Regions from separate parts of the Homo sapiens genome. Here regions 1 and 3 are each linked to region 2. The links are chromatin contacts, found by Hi-C or POLR2A ChIA-PET in ENCODE. All regions are on one chromosome and are shown on one strand. The core of a region is the stretch at or near the end of the contact, and the rest is flanking DNA. Distances in the headings are between cores, read along the strand shown.

Region 1 (4,164 bases), core at 692-3,191, 580 kb after region 2:
GGGAAGGAGGTCAGGTACCTCTTGACCATGGCAAAGTAAGCCATGGCCTCCCCAAAGCTGGGTACAGGCACCTCATCACCATCCTCCTCATCATCATCGTCGTCTTCATCTTCATCATCCTCTTCCTCATCGTCCTCTTCCTCACTGTCTGAATCAGAGTCCTCCCCACCTTCCAGGAAATGCAGAGTAGGGCACTGGGCTTCCTCCTGGGCACCATAAGCCCCGAAGCTGCCACCGGCCTCCACTACTCCCTGGGCCCAGTCCTCAGCCTCCAAGCCCTCCGAGGAGCTCTCCTCATCTTCCTCCTCTTCTTCATCACTATCAACATCACCCTCCTCCTCCACCTCCTCTTCCTCCCCCAATTCCTCTCCTTCCCCCCCTTCCTCCTCCTCCTCCTCCCCTTCCTCCTCCTCTTCCTCTCCTTCACCCTCTTCCTCCTCCTCTTCTTCCTCCTCCTCCTCCTCTTCCTCTCCCTCACTCTTGAGGGAAGTGGTGATGGTGGCATTAGGGCCACCCCCAAAGCCAGCCTCACGAAAGCAGGCGGCTATGTCCGAAGGCTCCACTGCCTGCCAGGCGGCAGCCACAAAGTGCAGGGCCTCCGTGAGACCCAGCTGCAGGCCTGAGGGATCCTGGCCCTCTAGCGCGGCCATGGCCTTGAGCAGCATGGCCTGGCGGTAGTGGCCCTTCACCTGCTGGACCACTCCCCTCTCCAGCGGATGCACGGTGCCGGGAGGGAAGAAGGCCAGCTGCACATGCCGCAGGCCCGAGGTGTCCAAGGACTGGGCAGCCAAGCGGCCGGCCAACAGCAGGACCCGGCGAGACTCTGCAGCCATTCGGGTGTCCAAGGCCTTCAAGTACTTGGCCAGGGCCTGGGTGGTGACACCACCCTTGGAGTTGGCGGTGTAGTCGCAGGGCAGGCCGGCTTGGCCTGCGCGGGGCTTGGCCGACTTGCCGGCCACCAGCGGGGGCAGCTTCTCGCTGCCGTCGGCATTGGCGCATAGCAGGACGCTCAGGCGCTGGGTGGCTTGACGCGGCCGTCCGTCGCCTCCGCACAGCCCCGCGGCCTGGTCGGGCAGGAAGTCGTACCATAGACTGGTCTCGGTGGCGCTGAACACGTCCTGCGAGGCGTAGCCCTCGGCCACCGACGGCGGCTGCTCCTCCCGAGCGCGCCAACCAGTAGTGCTCCCGCCACTGCCCTCCGAGGGCACCGCGGCCGGACTGGCAGGCGCCGCCGGGGTGCGGGGGGCAGCGTTTCGCGCGCGGGCGCGGGCCACGCCGCTGCAGGACACCACGCCGTGGCGCCGGCGGAAGCGGTCCAGCCAGCCGTTGGAGGCGGTGAAGTCGTCCATGCCCAGCTCCTCGGCTATGCGCAGCGCCTTCTCCTTGAGGATGATGCCCTTGACCGGCAGGCCGGCGGCGCGGATCTGCTGGAACCAGGCGATGAGCAAGCCCTCGAGCTTGTCGTAGGGAGACAGCTTGTTGGTCTTGCGGCAGGTGGAGGCCACCCCGTACTTGCGCTCCGACGCCAGGATGGCGCGCTTGTTCTTCAGGATCGTGCTCAGCGTGGACGGCGGGATGTTGAAGCGCCGCGCGATCTCGCCCTTGCGCAGGTCCGGATTCTCCTCCACCTCCTGGATGATCCGTGACTTCTCCCGGAACGTCAGCTGTCGCCTCTTGGGGCCCATCCCGGCGCGCCCCCCGCCCCGGGGCCCGGCGCCGCCGCCGCCGCCCCGGGGCGGGGGGCCCGGGCCCGTGGCGGGGGGCACCTGGCGGCCTCTCCCGCGCGCCCCGCCCGAGACAAAGCGGCTCGCGGGCGCGGCGGCGGGGCGACGACCCGGCCGGGCCGGGGGCACCTCCGGGGACGCCGGCGGGCGCGTCGCCGGGCGGCGGGCGGCAGGCGACGGGCGCAGACGAGGGCGGGCGGCGCGGGCGCGGAAGGCAGGAAGTGCCGCGGCGCGGGGAGCTGGGAGCGCGGCGAGCGGGGCGGAGCGGGCGGAGCGGGATCTCGCGGGAAGCGCGGGGACGCCCGGCGCCTCCTCCCCGCCCTCCGCGCCCACCCCCTTCCCGCCGCCGGGACATACCGCGGGGGGGCGCTGCGGCCTGCTGGACCTGCCCGTGCTGCGGCCTCCGGCGACCCGGCAGCGACGCGGGCGGGGACGCGGTGCATCGCTACTGCGCCCGGCGGACAGCGACTTGCTGCTCAAAAAGAATAAGAACCAGGGTTTTTGTTTGTTTTTTTTTTTTTTAATTAAGGTAAAAATAACGCACTTTTTTTTTTGCGGAACCTGAAAAATTCAAGAAGTTGAAAAACGCTTTTCACGTCACCTGGAGAGATGCACAGGTAACATTTTGATACATTTCCTTCCAGTCTTTTCTCTAGATGCATGTCGTTTTCTTTTTAAAAATTTATTATATAAAACTGGCATCAGACTGTATAGACTGTATATCTGGCATCTCCTGCTGTTTTACCTGGCATCAAGTAGTGAGAATTTTGCCATATCGGTAAGTATCATTGCCAACACGCTTTTTAATGATTGTGTAGCATTCCAGCTATGAATGAACACTAGCGTATGTAACCTATTGTTACACACTTAAGTTATTTTTAAAATCAGCATTACAGTTGTAAATCTATTTGATGGTGCTAATGACATTTTTAAAGTTCTAGTAATCCCACAACCCATAGATAAACACTCATAACATCTTGGTGTGTCACTTTCTGGGCTTTTCCATGCATATAGCCATAAATGTATGTGTTTGCACTTACAGAAATAACATCATGTATATACATAAGTGTGAATCCCTGAAGCCTCCCTCTCCTGCAGCAAAACATTAAAATGCCAAGCTCTTAAAACAATGAATGTATAGCTGTGTTTTTAAAAATCTCTTAGGGCAGCACTAAGGGGAACTCCAGCATTGGCAGAGGGGAAGGCTGTGACCCAGGGGGACAGGCTGAGGACCTGGGGCTGGATGAAGCTGTGGGTGAGTGTAGACAAAGAAGAAAAGAGGACCAAGGACAGTGCCCTGGGTCCTCCAAGGTTAAGGGCTCAAGAAAGAGGCCAGGTGCAGTGGCTCACGTCTGTAATCCCAGCACTTTAGGAGGCCGAAGCAGGCGGGACCACTTGAGATCAGGAGTTCAAGACCAGCCTGGCCAATATAGTGAAACTCCGTCTCTACTAAAAATACAAAAAATTAGCCAAGTGTGGTGGCACTCACCTGTAGTCCCAGCTATTCGGGAGGCTGAGGCAGGAGAATCGCTTGAGCCTGGGAGGCAGAGGTTGCAGGGAGCCAAGATCATGCCACTGCACTCCAGCCTGGGCAAAAGAGTGAGACTCCATCTCAAAAAAAAAGAAAGAAAGAAAGAAAGAACCAAATAGAGACTCTTGAAGTGGAGGAGCCCCTGAAGCAGGAGAAAAACCAGGCTACTGTGGCATTCTGGAAGCCAAAGGAAGAAAGTGTAACTCACTGCTGTTTTAGTGCAAATTTCTGTTTTCGTATGTTTCTTGGCCATTTGAATCCTGTGAATTTTCTAGTCATATCCTTTGACCATGTGTTTGTCTTTTTCTTGACTTTTAGGAGCTCTTTACATGCTCTGAAGAAAAGATCTTGTTAAGTATGTTGCAAATGTTTTCTCCCTGTCTGCCACTTGTCTAAGTTAGTTTAGGGAATCTTTTGGATATGAGAAGTTTTTAATCTTCAACCTGTCAATTTTTTCCTTATTGCTTCGGGGTTTTGTGTCTTACTTAGAGAGGACTTCCCTATCCCTGAGATATAAAAGATATTCTTTTAATCTCAAGGTCCAAAAGAACACGTGGGAGACTTTTCCAGAGCACTGCTTGGCCCAAGAGGAGTGTGTGGTCACTGGGCAAAAATGAATCTAAGATTACCTGGATGAGAACTCCTTGCCATGCATCTTTTCTTTCTTTCCTCTCTTTCATCCTTTTCCTTGTTTCTTTCCTTCCTTCCTTCCCTTCTTTCTTTCTCTTTCTCTCTTTTCCTTCCTTTCCTTCTTTCTTTCCTTCCTTCCTTCCCTTCTTTCTTTCTCTTTCTCTCTTTTCCTTCCTTTCCTTCTTTCTTTCCTTCCTTCCTTTCTCTTCCTTTCCTTTCCTTTCCTGTGGCCCCTCCTTAGTGCCATACAAAGGGCATTGGCACAATTACTTCTAGGAC
Region 2 (4,426 bases), core at 1-2,500:
AAATGACAATGCTGCCTATAAGCCCAGCCCGGCCCATGGCAGGAGGAGCGGCAGCCCGGAAGCCTCACCTCCTCTGCTTAGCGGCCTGCTGCCCACAGCACAAGGCCCCGACTTCTCAGTCTGACTGGCAAGGCCTTTTCCACCAGGCCCACAGCTTGGTCCCAGGCGGGGGCTCAGCCCTTCCCTCGGGCCTGTGTGAATACTCCTCTCCCCTCCCGGCTCCACCTTTCCAGCTGGCCTGTCAGGAGGCCCCTATCCTGATGTCCCCAGCTCTCATCGAGTACCCCCTGCAGGAATCCACTGATTTCTCGCCTAACACCACCTGTGGTTTTATCTGGCTCCCCAGCCAGAGAGTACACTTCCCGGCGGTGGCCGAGCCTCCCCCGGGAAGACCTGCTGGATCTCCGCCTTCCCTCAGCGTGTCCCTTCCGCTCCTGGGAGCGCGCAGGTGCTCAGAGGTAGCTTGTGGGCCCAGGGAGCAGGAAAACACATATACAAACCCGCCCGCTGACCAGAAATGGGGGGAAAGAGGGAGGATGGGTGTATCTGTTCTGTGCCCTGGCCAATGACATGGCCTTCTGATCGGGGAGCGGATTGGGGAGGGAGAGTGGGCCCTCTCCTTGGCGGGAAGGGAGAGAGCTTCAGGAATTTCCTGGAGCCGCCTCGCGCTTCTCCAGCTCGTGGGGGACAGGCAGAAAATATTCAGATGCCCCCTTCCTGGCACCTGCTCTGGAGCCAGGCTGGGAGGAATGGAAAACCCCTGCGGCCTCCCTAACAGGTGCAGAGGGAAAGGGCCCCGACGGTGACGGATGGGAGTGTGCGCCGGCCAGGGCCTCAGGCCTTTGGAGGTATGGAGTTCCCGGGGGTGAAGAGAGGGATGAGGCCAGACTCTGGCTTGGAGTCGAGAGAAAGGGGTAGCGGCGCGGCCACCGATTCCAGGTAGGGCACTGCGGAAGCCCCACCCGGCACACGACTAGCGCACGGACGCGCATGCGTCCCGCCCGCCCAGGTGCGCACGCGCAGGAGCCGCGGCGCGACGGTCCACAAAGGCTCAGAAGGCCAGAAAACCCGGTACCACCAACCCTGGTGCAGCGGCATCTCCTACCTGATGCCGCCCGGCCCCGGCTGCGAGTCAGGAAGAGGATAAAGCCGACTAGCAGAGCCGCCGCTACCAAGTACCACACAGGCGCCACCATGACGAGGGCCTCAGTGCAGAACCACTGCGTCCACCCTGAGGCCGGGATCTCATAGGCCCCGCCCCTATTTCCCAATCTAGACTCCGCCCACTACTCGGAGCCCCGCCCAGCGGCACATCACAGAGAGGCTTTAATGTCAGACATTAAAATGAGTTTGGGGGGTGTAAAGAAACCCACAATGTTAAGAGGAAATTATAGCAGACGGTATGTCCAGTAGAAAACATCTATGTATGTTTTTTTTTTTTGAGACGGAGTCTCTGTCGCACAGGCTGGAGTGCGGTGGTGCGATCTCGGCTCACTGCAACCTCCACCTCCCAGGTTCAAGCGATTCTCCTGCCTCAGACTCCCGAGTAGCTGGGATTACAGGCGCCCGCCACCACGCCCGGCTAATTTTTGTATTTTTAGTAGAGATGGGGGTTTCACCGTGTTGGCCAGGCTGGTCTCGAACTCCTGACCTTGTGATCCACCCACCTTGGCCTCCCAAAGTGCTGGGATTACAGGCGTGAGCCACCGCGCCCGGACTATATATGTTTTAAAAATCACTAAACAATCCCACATAGTGTTTATGGAAACAACCGTGGAAAAAGTACGAAAAGAGGCTTGGGACTGATGCACACCAACTTCAGGATAGCGATTACCTCTAGGAGGAGGGAAGCGGGTTGGGGTTTTGCTGTATCTGTGACACTGAATTTCTTTCTTTCTTTCTTTCTTTTGAGGGGAAGGGGAGGGGAGGGGAGGGCAGTACTGGAATTTATTAAGCTTTTTGTATACATGATAACAGAAGTAAAGATTTATTTCAGGAGCCAGGCACAGAGGCTCGTCTGTTAACCCAATACTTTGGGAAGTCTAGGTAGAGGTGAGCCTAGGAGTTCAAGACCAGCCTGGGCAACATGATGAAACCCTGTCTCTACAAAATACAAAAATTAGCCAGGTGTGGTGGCATGCACCTGTGATTCCAGGTACTTGGGAAGATGAGGTGGGAAGATCACCTGAGCCCAGGGAGGTCGAGGCTGCAGTGAGCCATGATCATGCCAGTGCACTCCAGCCTGGGTGATAGAGTGAGACCCTGTCTCAGAAAATAAAAATAAATAAAAATAAATTCAGGACCAATGAACAATGGTGAGAAAGGGATTTGAAAAAATACGGGCCAGATGAGGTGGCTCTCCCCTGTAATCCTAGCACTTTGGGAGGCCGAGGTGGGCGGATCACTTCAGGTCAAGTGTTCAAAACCAGCCTAGCTGACGTGATGAAATCCTGTCTCTACTAAAAATACAAACAATGAGTGGGGCGTGGTGGCACATGCCTGTAATCCCAGCTACTCGGGAGGCTGAGGCAGGAGAATCACTTGAACCCAGGGGGCGGACGTTGCAGTGAGCCAAGATTGCACCACTGCACACCAGCCTGAGCGACAGAGCAAGACTCTGTCTCAAAAAAAAAAAAAAAAGAAAGAAAGAAAGAAAAAGAAAAAGAAAAAATATGGGCTGGGCGAGGTGGCTCACACCTGTAATCCCAGCACTTTGGGAGGCTGAGGTGGGTGGATCACCTGAACTCAGGAGTTTGAGACCAGCCTGACAAACACAGTGAAACCCTGTCTCTACTAAAAATACAAAATTAGCTTGGCGTGGTGGTGGGTGCCTGTAATCCCAGCTACTTGGGAGGCTGAGGCAGGAGAATCTCTCGAAGCCGGGAGGCAGAGGTTGCAGTGAGCCGAGATCACACTATTGCACTCCAGCCTGGGCAACAGAGTGAGACTCAGTCTCAAAAAAAAAAAAAAAAAAAAAAAAGCTGGGCACCGTGGCTCACGCCTACAATCCCAACCAACACTTTGGGAGGTCGAGGTGGGTGGATCACCTGAGGTCGGGAATTTGAGACCAGCCTGACCAACATGGAGAAACCCCATCTCTACTAAAAATACAAAATTAGCCGGGTGTGGTGGCTCATGCCCATAATCCCAGCACTTCGGGAGGCTGAGGCAGGCGGATCACGAGGTCAGGAGATCAAAACCATCCTGGCTAACACGGTGAAACCCCGTCTCTACTAAAAATACAAAAAAATTAGCCAGGCGTGGTGGTGGGCGCCTGTAGTCCCAGCTACTTGGGAGGCTGAGGCAGGAGAATGGTGGGGACCCGGGAGGCGGAGCTTGCAGTGAGCTGAGATCGCGCCACTGCACTCCAGCCTGGGCGACAGAGTGAGACTGTCTCAAAAAAAAAAAAAAAAGAAGAAGAAAGATACAAAAATTAACCAGGCATGGTGGTGCATGCCTGGAGTCCCAGCTACTCAGGAGGCTGAGGTGGGAGAACTGCTCGAACCCAATATGCAGAGGTTGCAGTGAGCCGGGACCACACCACTGTACTTCAGCCTGGGCAACAGAGCAAGACTCCATCTCAAAAAAAATAAATAAATAAAAGAATGAAAAAGAAAGTTATCTATGGACTTGTAATTATAGATGTCAGTTGTGATCTTTTTGTTTGTTGGTTTTTTGAGACAGGGTCTCACTCACATCACCCAGGCTAGAGTACAGTGGCACTCTTGGCTCACTGCAGCCTCGACTTCCCAGGCTCAGGTGATCCTCCCACCTCAGCCTCCTAAACAGCTGTGACTACAGGTGTGTGCCCCCAAGCCCAACTAATTTTTTGTATTTTTTGTAGAGACTGGGTTTCACCATGTTGTCTAGGCTTGTCTTGAACTCCTGGGATCAAGTGATCCACTGTGCCCAAGCTAGTTATCTTACATTACAGAACACCTACTATGTACCAGGAGCTGGGATTTAAGAATGAGAGGTGAGGCTGGGCACCGTGGCTCAAGCCTGTAATCTCAGCACTTTGGGAGGCTGAGGTGGAGGGATCTCCTGAGGTCAGGAGTTTGAGACCAGCCTGGTCAATATGGTGAAACCCCACCTCTACTAAAAGTACAAAAATTCACTGGGTGTGGTGGTGCATGTCTGTAATCCCAGCTACTCAGGAGGCTGAGGCAGGAGAATCCCTTGAACCCGGGAGTCGGAGGTTGAAGTGAGCCGAGATCGTGCCACTGCACTCAAGCCTGGGCGACAAGAGCAAGACTCCATCTCAAAACAACAACAACAACAACAACAAAACACAGTGGCTGATGCCTGTAATCCCAGCACTTAGGGAGGCCGAGGTGGGCATATCACGACGTCAGGAGTTCGAGACCAGCCTGGCCAACATGGTGAAACCCCGTCTCTACTAAAAATGCAGAAATTAGCTGGGCGT
Region 3 (4,469 bases), core at 1,069-3,568, 680 kb after region 2:
GGAGTAAGTGGGATTACAGGCACGCACCACTACGCCCAGCTAAGTTTTGTATTTTTAGTAGAGACAGGGTTTCACCATGTTGGGCCAGGCTGGTCTGAAACTCCTGACCTCCAGTGATCCGCCCGCCTCAGCCTCCCAAAGTGCTTGGATTACAGGCATGAGCCACTGTGCCTGGCCTAATTTTTTTTATTTTTTATTTTTTGTAGAAGTGGTCTCGAACTTGTGGTGTGCCTTCTTATTTATTTATTCATTTTTTTTTAGAGACGGAGTCTCACTGTCTCCCAGGCTGGAGTGCAGTGGCACGATCTCGGCTCACTGCAACCTCCGCCTACCGGATTCAAGTGACTCTCCTGCCTCAGCCTCCCAAGTAGCTGGGATTACAGGTGCCCACCACCACGCCCAACTAATTTTTGTGTTTGTTTTTTTTAGTAGAGACGGGGTTTCCCTGTGTTGGCCAGGCTGGTCTCGGACTCCTGACCTTGTGATTCGCACGCCTCGGCCTCCCAAAGTGCTGGGATTACAGGAGTTGAGCCACTGCGCCCGGCCGCTTTCTTTTGGTTATCATAAGGCGGGCAGTAGCTGAACTTCTCAGGAGTCCAAGCTCTGTCATTCTTTAGGCTTTGTGCTTCTGGATAAGTTACCTCATCATCCAAATGTTACTGCAAGGACTAAGTGAGATGTAGAGGCAGTGGGCAAATTGTGTAAAAATACTACTGTTTCAAGTGTTTTGATGTTGGAGTTCATCTTGCCAGCCAAGGGATGATGATACTTTGATTCTTCAGGATGATCAGAGCTCAGACTTGGACGGAAGCTCCCTCAGGTCAAGGAGGACCACATTTTTTGGGGGGTGGAGAGAGGAGGCAGAAAGAGAGGCAATGTCAGGCACTGAGATTTAGAAGAGTAGCTATAGCTGTTTTTGGTTCTTGTAGATCCGTCTGTGTTGGCTTCCTACAGGAGCTAGAATTTTCAGAGCTAGTCCTACAGTGAGGGGAGCTAACGTGGAGTGGGCGTGAGAATTCTATTCAGCAAGCACAAGCGAAGCTCAACCTTTTTGTTCAGCCTGCTACAACCAATCATTATGGGAGAGGGGAATAAGGATCACTGCCCAAGGGGCATTAGGATCACTGCCCAGTGGGCATTACAGTCTCCCCAGGGAGGCACTCTTTTTTATTTTTTATTTTTTTTGAGACGGAGTTTCGCTCTTGTTGCACAATGTTGGGTCACTGCAGCCTCCGCCACCCGGGTTCAAGCAATTTTCCTGCCTCAGCTTCCCAAGTAGCTGGGATTATAGGCATGGGCCACCACGCCCCGCTAATACGGAGGCACTTTTAATTAGCCCACAGTCCAGTGAAATTTGACGGAGTGAGGAAGTGACCTCAGAGTACAGAACGGGATGGGATCCTTCCGGGCTTGGGCAGCCTTTGGTAGTGGGGATGCTTGGAAGGGTCAGGGTCTCAGTCCTGGAGGTGACCAATTTTTCTCTCCAAAAGAGAAAGGAAGATGATTAAAAAAAAAATCCATGCTCCAAAGCGGCAGCCAAATCCTTCTATGGCCCCCAATGCATCACCCAGAAAGGGGCTCCAGACTCTCCTGCAAAAGGCCAACTCTACTTCCCGGCTCCCACTTCCCCTCCTTCGCCACAGGAGGGTGGCGAAGGATTTATAACCCACCTCTTTCTTTCAGTTGCCATGGAGACAAGCCCCAGTCCTTTCATTCCTTCTGGTACCTCTCTCTCCAACGCAGGCGGAAAGGAGGCGGCTTAGCCCAAACATGCTGGGGGAGGGGCTGGCGGCCTCGACGGCAGCTGCGGAACTAGGCCGAGGGACAAAGGCTAAGGTCAGCCGCGGTTCAAGCCCTTTCGTCTGCCGACGACCAGCGGCCAGACGCTGCGGGAGCACTGCTGGGCTGGAGGAGGGCTCGAGCTGCGAGGACGGCACGGAGCAGCGGGGTGGGACTCGGGGTCGCCCCAGGAGAGTTCCGCGGCCCGGGGGGGCAGAGGCATGCACAAGTGGGGGGCGGAAGGAGGGGGTGGATGAGGAGGCTCGGGCCCTTCCACCCACGCGTCCATTGGGCGGCGCCGCCATCACTCTCTTCTGGGCTACACCGCCTTCTCTTCCTCCGCGGAACCCGGATCCCCTCCTCCACCACCCTCTCCCCGCCCCGTCACGATAGCCTCTCATTGGACGGAGGCACGGTCAATCCTCCTCGAGTTAGGGAGCCGACTGGACGCGAGGCCTTTGGGCCGTCCCCAGCCTCGTCGGATTGGCTTCCTGCGCGTTGGCGCAACGGAAGAGGCGGCCGGCCGAGGGCGCGCCTCTGCTCTGGCTGGACTGCCGCGGAGGAGGCGAGAAGGAATCCGACGCTGGGGGGCTTGCTCGGGCGGCAGCGACTGCTGCTGCGGATGGGAGGGGGCCGGCTCGGCGCGCCCATGGAGCGCCACGGCAGGGCTTCCGCCACCTCCGTCTCGTCGGCTGGGGAGCAGGCGGCCGGGGACCCCGAAGGGCGGCGGCAGGAGCCACTGCGGCGCCGGGCGAGCAGCGCGTCGGTGCCCGCGGTCGGGGCCTCGGCTGAGGGCACGAGGCGGGATCGACTGGGCTCTTACAGCGGCCCCACCTCGGTCTCCCGCCAGCGCGTCGAAAGCCTGAGGAAAAAGCGGCCGCGTAAGTGTTCCGTGGGGCGCCCTCCCGGCCCGCCCTGCCCCCCCTTCCGGCCCACCCTGTCCCCTTCCGGCCCCGCCGCCGTTTTTCCCGCGCGCGGACACTGTCCCCGCACGGTGGTCCCTCGTTGGTGCGTGGCCTGACATCCGGCTGGAGGCCTCGGGTGCTCCGAAAGCGGTACCTTCGGGGGCCCCCCCGCACCCATTGGTATGCACTTCCCGCTTGTTGGAGTGGAGGGCTTTTCCCCAGGACCTGTCCTCCCTTTTCTTAGCTCCTTGGGCATTCTCTTCCTGAGGGTCACATGATTTTATCCTCGAGAAGGCTTCTTTTGACTCATTTCCACCTCCTTTCCTCCCAAATCCTTTGAATCCCCAATGTTTGTTTTCCGTGGGTTTCCAAAGAGCTGCTCTCTAATACTTTAAGTCCCTTTTATTCGTCAATTTCGGGCTTACTGGAAAATGGTGAACTGCCCCTTGAGTTGCACCAGGCCTGAAACTGTATTCCGTGCACCTCTAAGGTGGCTGCCCTTCTTCTCGTGAGAATCCAGGTCATCTCTCACCCACATATCCCCTCCGTTTTCCTTCTGTCTATTTGCAGGTACTCACGATTCAGAACTGTGGCATTCTGGGCATTAAGGCTCTTTGTTTTGAGGGGAAACAACATCTTTCTGAATTTTGCCTTGGGAGTTGCATACGCTCCTCCCAGAGAATCCGTTTCCCCATTTTATTAGGTTTCTTTTTCTGTGTTGTGTATTTTCTCCCCTTTACAAGTCTTCAATTCAGGACCGCTGCCTGGCAGCCATTGCTGCTGTTGAAAGTATCAATTGTCCTGATACTGTAATATGAGCTTTACAGTGTGATGCCATTTTACATATGGTTGGACTTTTTGGTGGGTGTTGCCAGATTCCTATTTCAGGAAATTGACTTGTTTAAATGCAGATTGTGAGAGGGAGGGAAAATGGCAAGATGTGAGATTTTTATTGAATAGTCTTCTACCTTAGCCCAGTCACCCAACTGCTTTTTTGAATCTTCTCTGATATGGATGATTAAATGTAGTTCTATTTTGCTGTGAAAAGTTTGGGAGTTTTCAGTTCTTTTGTCTTTTTCCATCTTCTTGCAACAGATTTGGAAAACAGATTCTTAACCTGTGCCATTTTCAGAGTCAGTCACCTAGTTTTGTTTTATTTGAGAAGCACCTGAGTTTGAAGCAATGCAAAATATGAGATCCTTCATGGTTTTGTATTACATCGTTGGAAATGGATGTAAATTCCAAAGATTCAGCAAATAAGAGTATAGCCATTAGCCACAAGGGTTTTTTTGGTTTGTTTTTTGTTTTTTACTTTGAGACAGCGTCTTGTTCTGTTGCCCAGGCTGAAGTGCAGTGGCATGATCATGGCTCATTGTGGCCTTAACCTCCTGGGCTCAAGCCATCCTCCTGCTTCAACCTCCTGCATTGCTGGGACTAAAGGCACGTGCCACTATGCCAGGCTAATTTTTCAATTTTTATTTTTTTAAATAGAGATGGGATCTCTTATGTTGCCCAGGCTGGTCTTGAATTCCTCCTGGTCTCAAGCGATCTTCCCACTTCGGCCTCCCAAAGTGCTGGGATATAGACGGGAGCCATTGTGCCCGACCTGGCAGTCGTCTACTAAGAGCTTTGGTAACTCATTAGCCTCGTGGCTCTGAGGTAGGTGGTAGTATTCCATTTTACAGATGAGAAAACTGGGACACGTTTGCCCGGTCAAATGGCTAGTGCGTTGTGAAATAGAAATGTAAACTCAGAATTGCTAGCTTCATAGCTTTTGCGGTGGAC

What was found. Hi-C counts contacts between places; a loop is a spot of excess contacts on that map. ChIA-PET counts read pairs that join two places held with the same protein, here RNA polymerase II (POLR2A). Pooled maps may share reads with other maps.
Region 1: a loop to region 2 is called in a pooled map, with 2.9 times the contacts of the local background. The contact joins the promoter of CENPB here to the promoter of DDRGK1 in region 2. A Hi-C loop is called at or near these places in 1 of 50 pooled maps. POLR2A ChIA-PET finds 5 or more read pairs at or near these places in 3 of 52 experiments (HepG2, Panc1 and activated B cell).
Region 3: a loop to region 2 is called in a pooled map, with 9 times the contacts of the local background. The contact joins the promoter of PANK2 here to the promoter of DDRGK1 in region 2. A Hi-C loop is called at or near these places in 1 of 37 single-sample maps with no recorded cell type and 6 of 50 pooled maps. POLR2A ChIA-PET finds 5 or more read pairs at or near these places in 3 of 52 experiments (CD8-positive, alpha-beta memory T cell, GM10248 and HEK293T).

The regions. Positions count from the first base shown.
Region 1 is chr20:3,784,799-3,788,962 of GRCh38, forward strand. It overlaps CENPB (centromere protein B), which reads right to left and starts at 1,942. Exons shown (of 1, transcript NM_001810.6): 1 at 1-1,942. The coding sequence starts at 1,685. It also overlaps a transcript of CDC25B not described here. RefSeq lists enhancers at 638-1,348, 1,314-1,453, 1,349-2,058 and a silencer at 1,894-2,243.
Region 2 is chr20:3,203,432-3,207,857 of GRCh38, forward strand. DDRGK1 (DDRGK domain containing 1) reads right to left here and starts at 1,251. Exons shown (of 9, transcript NM_023935.3): 1 at 1,106-1,251. The coding sequence starts at 1,196. It also overlaps a transcript of ITPA not described here. RefSeq lists an enhancer at 943-1,162.
Region 3 is chr20:3,887,069-3,891,537 of GRCh38, forward strand. PANK2 (pantothenate kinase 2) reads left to right here and starts at 2,319. Exons shown (of 7, transcript NM_001386393.1): 1 at 2,319-2,660. The coding sequence starts at 2,363. It overlaps PANK2-AS1 (PANK2 antisense RNA 1), which reads right to left and starts at 2,105. Exons shown (of 2, transcript XR_001754478.3): 1 at 1,671-2,105; 2 at 1-1,481. RefSeq lists an enhancer at 1,394-1,945 and silencers at 1,954-2,013, 2,204-2,703.